Regions from separate parts of the Homo sapiens genome. Here region 2 is linked to region 1. Evidence: chromatin loops called from intact Hi-C (ENCODE). Cell type or tissue: heart left ventricle. All regions are shown on one strand. Links, peaks and the distances in the headings refer to the core of each region. The heading gives the core; the rest is flanking DNA.

Region 1 (5,379 bases), core at 330-5,329:
AATTTGGGATTGGACCCCAGCATTAGAAAGTCAAATACATTTCTGGTTAGCACAATTCCCAACTTCCAGCTCTGTTGCTGTAGGCCCTGATGATTCTGGGTTTGCCTTTCATTATCAGTGTTTTATCCTGAAGCTGGTAAGGGGTTGGGCCACAGTTATCACCTTTGGATTGAATGGGTTAAGGCCAGTTTCCAAGCCTAAAGAATGATTGAGAGTGAATAAGTTCTTTCTGGGTTTTGGTCCTGCCTTCACTGCCAGTTCACAGCAAAATTGTGGAGGGGGTAAGTATTAGAAAGAATAATTATTCAAGCAAATTATTAGTGCATGAGGAGTTTTTCTGAATGTAATCTGTCCCATCTGCTCTCATGATTGCCATTAGTTCCACAGGTTCCTCTGGACCTAGTAAGGGTAAAACTTTCTTCTCCCTCTGCCTGTATACAAACCCAACCAATTACCCTCCTCCCAGAAGATGCCACTAGCTACTTCTCACCTATGAGGTACTATCTCTCACTGTAAGTTAATTCTTCAAAGCTTCCTTACACACACTTTTCTTTGATAGTCTGATAGGTAATATGATGGTTAATTTTATGTGTCAACTTGACTAGGCTGCAGGTTGCTCAGATAGTTGATCAAACATTATTCTGGGCCTGGCACGGTGGCTCACGCCTGTAATCTCAGCAACTGGGGAGGCTGAGGAGGTCAAGAGTTCAGGAGCAGCCTGGCCAACATGGCGAAACCCTGTCTCTACTAAGAAAATGCAAAAATTAGCCGGGTGTGGTGGCATGCACCTGTAGTCCCAGCAACTCAGGAGGCTGAAGCATGAGAATTGCTTGAACCTGGGAGGTGGAGGTTGCAGTAAGCTGAAATCTCACCACTGAACTCCAGCCTGGGAGACAGAGTGAGGCTCTGTCTCAAAAAAAAACAAAAACAAAAACAAAAACAAAAAACATTATTCTGGATATGGCTATTTGGAGATGAGATTAACATTTGAATTGGTAGACTGAACAGTAGATTGCCCTCTGTTTTAATATGGATAGACATCATCCAATAGGTGAAGACCTGAACAGAACAAAAAGGCTGACCCCCCCTTGAACAAGGGGGAACTCTTCCTGTCTGACTGCTTTGAACAGAGACATTAGTCTTTGGACTCAAACTGAAACATCACCTCTTCTTGAGTCTTTAGACTGCCAGCTTTCAGACTGGAACTTACACTACCAGAGACTAGGTAATTTATAAAGAAAGGAGGTTTAACTGACTCACAGTTCCACATGGCTGAGGAGGCCTCAGGAAACTTACAATCATGGTGGAAGGCAAAGAGGAAGCAAAGCATGTCTTACATGGCAGCAGGAGACAGAGAGAGAAAGAGTGAGGAAATGCCACACTTAAAACCGTCACCTCTCCTGAGAACTCACTCACTATCACCAGAACAACATATAGGGGAAACGCCCCCCTGATCCAATCACTTCTCACCAAGTCCCTCCCTCAATACCTGGGGATTACAAGCAAGATGAAATTTGGGTAGGGCCATGGAGCCAAAACACATCAGGTGACTGGTCATGTCAGATTGAATCCCAAATAGTGATCAAAATGTTGAGAGTTTCAAAACTACATACTTGGAAGTATTTAACAGAGAGAAGAGAATAACCAGAAAATGATGGCTATTTTTAAATGACCATAAGACTGTCCTTACATAAGATGTTAGGTTTGTTCTTTGTTGTTCTAGAGGGCAGAACTAAGGCCAGTGAGCAAAAATCTAGGGAGGCCTATTTTAGTCTCAGTGAATTCATTCAATAAATGTGCTTTGAAAGGCTACTACATGGCAATCACTGTTCATGACACTTGAGATAACACCATTGAACAAAGAAGACAAAATTCCTGCCCTATGGAATTTACAGTCTAGCAAGGAAAATCTAAGTAATGGGAATCTAAGAACTCAATGGCAGGAAAATGACTTGTCAAGAGTGGGAAAAATGACTCTTGAGTAGCTGAGACTCCTGGCAGAATCTTGATAATTGTATAGCATATTTTGAAGGAGATTTTTAAATCAGAACAGATTTGAGTCAGGTGACCTCTGAGGTTTCTTCTCACTGTGAGAGGCTCTGAATCTTTGACAATATAACTACCTATAAGAACTATCATGGACTTTGCTATAAGTGTTCTCTGAGAATTAGAGTGACTTAATTTCTTCCTTGGATGCCAAAAGAGGGGGTTTATCACTCTCAAACAGCCATTCTATGGCAGTAATTTGGTTCTTACACATGATGTACCACACAGACACTGCTTGGCCACCTTCCACCTGTCCTTCATATCTTAGCTAGAAGATCATTTCCCCTTTCCCTGACCCCTAATGCTAAATTAGATCCTCTTTACACTTTATCTTACCCTTTACTTTTCCTGCAAAGCGCTCACCTCTACTTGTAATTTCACCCCCTTTATGTGTGATTATTGATGTAGCAGCGATATCCCCACGAATCCTCAAGGCCCATTAGAGCAGGGAGTGTACCTGTTTTCTTCACCACTTTATGTGCAGAAGCCACCCCTGTCCCTGACACAGGACAAAGTGCAGTGAATCTATATTTGGTGGTACATGATGGGTGAATTGAGCAGGATATCTGGAGAACAGGAAATTTTCATCTTTAAGTTATCAAGAGCATTGGGTGATGGTTTCACTGTGTAAAGCCACAGAGAAAGGAAGGAGTTCCCCAGGGTTGGACTTTTTCACAGATTCCTCTCTATTCTTATATATCTAGAACTCTGGAATGTCAGAGATGCAGGAGACCTTAGAATTTACTTAATGCCTCGTTTGACAGAAAAGAAAAACCTGAACCTACAGAGAGGAACAGGCTATGAATATGCATGAATCCATGGATACACAGGGCGCATTTCAAGAGCACTTTCTCAGTAATATTTGGGAACACACACACATACACACACACACACACACACACACACACACACACACACACCCCAACCCTCTCAAACCATCCAACTTAAGTTTGAAATTCATCCTAAGCTGTTGATCCAAAAGTGGCTAAAGATGGGAGAATGGGGGGAGGGGGTGTTGCTGGGCTGGTGCGGAGCCAGGGGCCTCACGGGGGGGCTCGGCCCTCACACGCCCGGGGTCCCGGGGGTCCCAGGTGCTGAAGGAGGCCGCAGGGCCCGCCGCGCGGAGCTGAAATGCTGACAGGCCTCTGACTGCGCTGGGCACCACAGTAACTTTCCGAAACCTCCCACGGCGGGGTGGGGGAGGGGAAACCCAAAATCCCAAATATAATTTAATTTCCAGGGTAAACATTTTCCTGTGAAAATGGCCAAGGCGTTCCTCGAGGCGAGGCGGCCCTCTTCGGCAGGACCACACTGCCCCCTTGAGCATCCCGCGGAAACCCTCCGCAGAGTCGCTGAGGCCCGCGGACGCCGTCCTGGGAGCCCGCGGGGAACGGGGATGGAGAGACGCTAGGGCCTGGCTGCACCACGGAGACGGAAGAGGCTGAAGTGGTATCTCTTCTCAAGTGGGCACATAACCAAAACATTAATTATTAGGGACGTTCCGTTTATCTTGAAAGACCTATGAGCAAAGTGCATTACTGGAAGTGGTCAAAATAAACACCTATTGGCTGAGCTGAAGGCTAAAAGGGAACCCTGCTCTAAAGCATCTCCTCTAAGATCCTGCTCCAAGTTGTTCAGCATTTATTAAATGTTTAGTGCACGTCAGAAGCTGTGCTAAAACCGTGTTAGATGTCTTTTTTTTTTTTTTTTTTTTTTTTTTTTGATGGAGTTTTGGCCTTGTTGCCCAGGCTGGAGTGCAATGGCGCATTCTTGGTTCACTGCAACCTCCGCCTCCCGGGTTCAAGGGATTCTCCTGCCTCAGCCTCCCGAGTAGCTGGGATTACAGGTATGTGCCACCAAGCCCGGCTAATTTTTTGTATCTAGTAGAGACAGGGTTTCACCATGTTGGTCAGGCTGGTCTCCAATCCTGACCTGAGGTGATCACCCGCCTCGGGCTCCCAAAGTGCTGGGATTTTAGGCGTGAGCCACCGCGCCTGGTCTATATATTGTTATTTAACCTTTATAACAACCCTGTGAGGTGGAAGTTACCATTTTCTGGATTTTACAGAGGACAAGGACAGAGACTTTGAGAGTTTCAGCAAGTTTTCCATAATTATATCAGTAAATGGCTGAGCAGGGATTAGATTCTATGTCGGTGAGTCTATACTGGAATGTCAGGGAGAACCTAAATGATAATTCTGCCTGTCCGCGGTATGAATTTGGGCTGGCTACCTCCCCTTCTCCAGATCTTCTATTTCTCCTCTGTAAAATGAAGGTCCTGCATTTGACCTCAAGGGTTAAAACTCTAAGCTTCTATGAATCTATGGCACTGGCAGCTTAACAGGAATTAGTTCAATAGATTGGCGAATCAGAAGCACTGAAAAGAGCCTCAAGATGGGAAAGTTTGGACAAGCAGTAGTGTAGCAATGGAGGTCAGCTTTGCACAGGACACAGTGCTGGGGACCCAGAGCCTGGGCAAATGGAATGGATGCATAAAGAAAGGAGCCAGGTCCAGATGTGTGTCCTATAATTACACAGATTCCACCTGCTTTCTAATTTGCACACAAAATGGCCTTGCACAGATAGAGTTGTTAGCTGGTCCATCTTAGATCAAAGACAAACTATTCTGCCATGTTACAAGGTGATAATTCCATTTATAATACGATGTCTATGCTGGTTGGAGTTTATATGAAGACAGTGGGGATGTAGCGTTTAAAAACTGTGGAAGTAAATGGAATTGAAAAGCCATTTATCGCTTCCTCTCTCAAATCTGTCTCCTGTGGGTTAGGGAGAAAGTCAGTAGGCTCTCATGGTAAACTGCTGACCTTGGAAAATTGCTTCTTAAAATAATAGTTATAACTTTCTGAGCTCCATCTCTGTCACTGACATTAGTGTAATGATTGCCAGAAAGTTCCCAGATTCATTACCTTGTGGATATTGCAATATTTGAGACCTTCAGTGCTTCAATTTAATTTCATATACACACATATACATTGAGCCACTATATATACTAAGAACTATTACTCTATTCTGGAAGCTGGGGTAAGAGATCATTTCAATTTTACTCTCAAGAAATTCTTAGTCTTTGGCATAAGAAACAAAAAGAGCAACTGTTAACATTTCAAGCTGGTAAGAGTCATGCGAGAGGTTTGCCTGGGGTCTTATGGGACTCAGATCCCTATTCAGTCTGACTGAGAAAGAAAGGTTAGAAGAACTATGCGGAGGAAGAGATAAATCCAGTCCGGTGAGTGAGGGCAGGAAGAATGTTCTAGACAAAGGAACTATCACGAGCAAAGACACTGCCGCATGAAACACCACGGTTTATTCGTGGAA
Region 2 (5,379 bases), core at 306-5,305, 830 kb before region 1:
GAAATTGTTTCTGGAAACTTTAGACAAGTAGATTTGAGGTAGGTGACAACAGAGAAGCAGGATGCATTAAAAAGCAGATGGTGAGTGAGCATTTAGGAAGGAATGCAGTGGTCAGTTGAAAGCAACATGACTTCATTGAGCACAAGTTATTCCAAAGTAACCTCATTTCCTTTTTTGATAAAGTTACTATGTTTGTGAATCAGGTGTCTGCCATAAACATTGCAGGTCTTGATTTCAGCTTAGGGTTAACAGTTTCTCTCATGGTTTCCTTGTGGTTAAGATGGTGAAATGTGGGTTGGATGAGAGCAGTGGTTTTGTGTATTTGCAGCTGTCTCAACAGCTGAATCCAAAGAGTGTTGAGTATTGAATGGATGTCACAGACCAGGTGCTGAGCCCCATCAGGGTGGTAGGGAGAGAAGTCACACATTGGCCTGGGCCAAGGGCTTGGCTGGGAGCGAAAGTCTGACACTCTGGGTGAAATAGTCTAGAAATGGGCAGGACTAGTGCCAGCAAACCCCAGACCTGTCACCCAGGGACCAAGGGTTAAGCAGCGTGGATCAGGTGGACACAGGATGGGGGTAGAAGTGAGAAAGATCATGGAGAAGACCTAGAGAGGAGGATGCAGACAAAGACATGGATTTCAGGAGGGAGGAAGAGGAAGGCGGGATCAGAGGGAAGTCAAAGGAAGTCATAGGAGTGGGTGTGCATAGAGTCCTGCTCCAGGTTCCTGCTCCTTGCTTCTTGAAGGTGCATGGGTCCAACTCATGACAATGGATATCAACCTTCAAGGAGGTTTCTTACAAAGTGCCAGCAGCTCTAACCTTGATCCTGTCTGATTTATCATTAGATGAAAATTCAGGAGGCAAACTGATCAAAGGTGTAGATGTCACACATCTGAGAGGGAGAGTTAATACCAGAGGTGACAGAATGAGGGCCCAGAGTGGTCCTGACAGGTTGGAATGTTGGGTCAAAAACAATAAGACACAACTGAACAGGCCTGAATGGAAAGTCTGGCATTTACATGCAAAAAACAAGCGACAAAAAAACCAGAGGAGGGCTCATCGCCTTGGCAGGAAATCACGTGAAAAATATCTGAGGCTTTTCCATGACCACCAGCTCAGAATAAGCCAAGAGTGTGATATGATTGCTAACAATCCAATGCAACAAGAGACAGAAGTATTCAGAGAAATCTTCTGTACTCATGGGAAGGAGTGTTCTCATTATATTTTTAGTCAGATGATATCTGGAGTATCATATTCAATTTGGGGCATCAGATTTTGGGAATGGCATTGATGAATCAGAGTGTGCTCAGAGATAGACTGCTTAAGATGAAGAAAGTTCAAGAAATTATGTGGTGTGAGGAGAGGCTGAAGGATCAGAGAACATTCTGCCTGGAAATGCAAACAGGATTTGTGAGAGAGATGCATGCCATTGAGGAAGAAGCTGAGGTAGAACTAAAACCAAAGGGTGCAAGATATAGGGAATACACCTTCCTGTAAATAAAGACAACCTTTCTGATCATTATAATCAAGAGAAATAGTGTCAGTTGTATACCACTTACAAGTGTCAAAAGCAGGAGCCCATTTGTAAGGTGAGCTATTATTTCCATGCTATGGATCCAGGTAATTGGAACGATCAAGAAATTGCATCCTGCTGTATCTTCAGCACCTAGACCATGACCTGGTAAATACTTGTTGAATGAGTGAGATATCACAGACATTGAATGCCTTCCCCAAGATTGCACAAATGGATTCTCAGGGTTTCTGCCTTTCTGGCTCCACTGCATGCCTTGGAGCAACTCTCAGATGCCCCAGGCTGTCTTGGGGGGTTGAGGTGTCTTGTCTTCAGAGACCACGTGGACATCTGCCGGCATGTATTAGAGAGCTTCCTGGCATAGGGTGGCGGGGGTAGGGGGAACCAGAGTATCTAAAAAACCCTTCCAACTCAGAGGCTTCCCCCAGAATATTCCTAATCTAAGGAACTCTTAGTTGCTGCTTATGAACCCAGGAAGGGTGTGGAATCCGTCTTCACACAGACCCAGCCAGCGGCTGTGGTTGATGCTATCTTCCCCTGGAATCTCTTCAGTGCTCTCCCTCTAGATCCCTATCTGGGTGTGGGTGTGTGTATGTAGTGCTTCTAAATCCAGACACATAGGGTAAAATTTATACATACAAGTTACCAAGAAAGACAGAATTTCAGCTTACTGGGCTGCCTGATGCATGCTTTTGATTTGTCTTTGTTGCCAACCTCTGTAAAAAGTGTAAGTCTTCATATCTGCTTTGTTAAAGGCGAAAACTCCTTTTCTCCAGAACATGGATTCTACAGAGTTGAGGCCATGATCATCTTAAGTGAATTCAAATATATATTCTTTTTACACTGACCTCCAGGATGGGCCAAGGAAAGTGTTTTTCCCTCTTATAGCAAAAGTATAAATTATGATACACCTAGAAAGTCCTCACCCCTTTAATTGTGATGGGGATGAGGTGATCAGACCGAGGGTCATAAAATCGACAATGTCAGCCTATGTTTGCATCAAGTTCTTCTTTCTCCTCCAGGAGAAGTGCAAAAGAAGTCTCCAGTGAATGGAGGGTCCCAGTGGACCACCTTCCAATCCGCAGAGGCTTGGCTGCCTGTCCTGCAGCCGCGTGTATTACTAAGTGGTGTCCAAAATCTCCACTAGGTGGAGAAAAAGAGCGGTTACGAAACGTACAAAGCCCCAAATCAAAAACACAGTCCAAAGAGTAAAATCCAATTCTAAATGGAACTCGAAAACTTGAGAAGTAATTTAAAGGAACCACATTAAATACTAGAATGTTTAATGGGGCCCATGTGTCCTGAGCAGAGAAAGAGAGTGCGAGAAATGGAACAGAGGAAATCAGGGAGACAATATGTCTGTGCGACTTGTTCTAATTAGGGGCACAGCGCTGCTGAGGATCATTCATTATAATTTGGTTAAATCTTCAGTATGGCCAAGGCACCTCTGCTGAGTGGTGTAAAACAAAGGGCTCCGTCGTAAACGGGGTGAGCGTCTCTCCGTTGGAGGTTAACGCCAGTCACTCGGGAGGGCCCAGGGCTGTACATCACTCTCCTGCCAGCTCTTCTTTATGACTCCAACGCTGGGCTCCAGCTAGCAGATGTCTGCAAATTTCGGGGAGGAGGGGGGAGGGGAGCCGGGGGAGGGAGGGGGCCCCCGGCGCTCATTGTCTCCAACTTGTCTGTCGCTTAATTCAGTATCTCTGTCTGCCGCTGGAGCGGGATAGGAAGAGTTCAAAGGAGGAAATCAAAACAATCCATAGATCAGAGCTTGGGAGTGATCGGTGTGGCACCCAGAAATCACCGGCACTCCTCCGGCTCCGCTTTGAAATGTGGACGCCAGCGATGATTTAGTGCGCCGCGCCGGCGCTCGCACCAGCAGCACGTGGAGCGCTTCCTGGGGGGTTATTTTTTTAGAAAGGAGAAGGTAGCCAGAGGCTTGGGGGGTGGGGGGTGTGGTGGTGTGGGTCAGGTTCAGGTTTGTCCCAGGCTAGAGGCGGTGTTTTTAGCTCAGAGCTAACCGTGAGGTGTGCGTGATAAGAAATATCTGAGGTGGAGTTGAATTCCCCCCTGCGCTGCCCTCAGTGCGCACACAGTGCAGCTCAGTCGGGTTTTGAACACTGCAGCTCAGTTCCTTTGGCATGGGTGCTTCACCCAGGCCTCCTACCAAGCTCTCCAGCTTGGGAAGGTGCCGTTGTCTGGTTTATGCTGTTGCCTTCTATCCCACCCCCAGCCAACCAGCTGCTTTGCTGTGACACAGACAGGGCCTCTGCCAGCCTACGGGGTATCCTTAAGTACAACGTGCCCCCTCTGGAAATAAGGGCAGAGCTTGGCCAGGCTGATAGTGCCTTTCTTGAGCTGACACAGCCTTGAGTCAGGCACATGGCTTGTCAATTAAAACGCAGGTTGGATTTCTACCCCTGCTTAACCTTGCCACTAGGTATCTTTGTGCAAAACACAGACTACCCATCCTTAGGCATCTGTCCTGGGGATGGGCAGACTACTAGGCTAGGGCATTTTCCCAGTTACACTTGTGGGTTTGAGCCCCAGACTGATTGTACAAACAAATATTCCCGGCTGTTAGATCTTATGCTGGTTATTGACTGGGCCTGTTTCATTGGATGAGGAGGAGCTGCATTTCCTGGCTTCACCTCCACACCTAGGTGGTCTACCTGCAACTGGATGCTATTGATCAGGTTGAGGAGGAGGGAGAGAATAGATGAGTCAGAGTGACCTGTTCTGTGACTAGTGAAAAGCAGAGGTGCAATAACTTCTAAAGGTAGAATAAATGCTTCAATCCATGTTTCCACCTCCCCAGTTGGGCTAGATACCCTTGTTCTGTGATGTGTATTTGTCCATTCACTTGTTTGACTTCCCCCTCTTAGACTTAACTGTGTAGTCCCTGTTCACTTTTAGGTCCCGATACCCTTTGAGGTGCCAGATTCAATAAGTCCTTGCCTCTTCATATGCGAAGAAAGTACTTTCTACTCTCTTGGCTCTTATTTAGCTGAGTAATTGTAATTTAATTTATTGATCATTTATTGAGCACCTGTGATGCTGGCACTGTGCTATGTGCTAGGAACATAAAGATGATTAAAATTGGTACCTGACCCTAAAGAATTTATACTCAACGGTAAAGTAAGGAGAGAGCTATCTGGGGAGAACTGACAAGTACCCTGCTAAGTTGCAATGTGTAAGCCTAAGAATGCTTATGCACTAGCTACAGTGGGGTCCTAAACAAGGGAGTGATCCAGTTTGAGACAGCCCTAGCGGTAGCCCTGAAGGGGCTCTGGAATTGTCTTATCCAGAGTTCAAGCATGGAGAGGTGTCCTGCTTGGAAAATTGCATGCAGCAACCAGACCTATACTATACTATCCCAAATACTTGGATAGGACAAACTTGGTCGCTTTCTCTGAAGACTCTTAGAAGAGAGGTTCTTCTCTGCTAACCAAATCCAGAAAGCCACCCTGTGGCAGCACCAGGACATAAACCACTGGGTGCCAGACTAGCTAGAAAGGCTGATTCATAGCTATCTTTGGACAAGAACAGCATAAGTGTTTCTCTATTACCCCAGTTGAGATTGTCAACATAAAGACCTGAACTGCCCTGACTTCCACCTCTAAGGTCTACAATTGGTCCAGTCTTGGGCTTCTGATGAATGAGTGAACATGGGAAGAAAGGAATGAATAAACAGTGCATGCATCTGTAAAAATTGCATGCATAACTACAGAGGAGATGAGGAGCAGAGGACTGGGGGTGAAGAGTTCTGTGCTCAAGTTCTGCCTCTGTCTCCCTGACTTTGATCAAGTCATCTCATGCCTTTGAATCTGTTTCTCTTCTGCAAAG

Evidence for each region. Hi-C counts contacts between places; a loop is a spot of excess contacts. Peaks named below come from ENCODE experiments on the same cell type or tissue, not always from the same donor. Only the 100,000 strongest peaks of a DNase experiment are listed, where the experiment ranks them.
Region 2: it touches region 1 in a loop (7-fold over the local background); 2 of 110 quality-filtered maps call a loop at or near these places.

The regions. Positions count from the first base shown.
Region 1 is chr17:55,843,475-55,848,853 of GRCh38, reverse strand. It overlaps a transcript of PCTP not described here. Among named protein-coding and RNA genes, the nearest start is that of PCTP, 95 kb to the right of the region's middle. In heart left ventricle, for the core only: a CTCF peak has its summit at 3,385; a DNase peak (open chromatin) is centred at 3,383; H3K4me3 peaks cover 365 bases.
Region 2 is chr17:56,676,651-56,682,029 of GRCh38, reverse strand. No RefSeq gene overlaps it. Among named protein-coding and RNA genes, the nearest start is that of NOG, 86 kb to the right of the region's middle. In heart left ventricle, for the core only: a CTCF peak has its summit at 2,678 (motif pointing right); no DNase peak of the experiment used is centred there; H3K4me3 peaks cover 720 bases; H3K27me3 peaks cover 4,764 bases.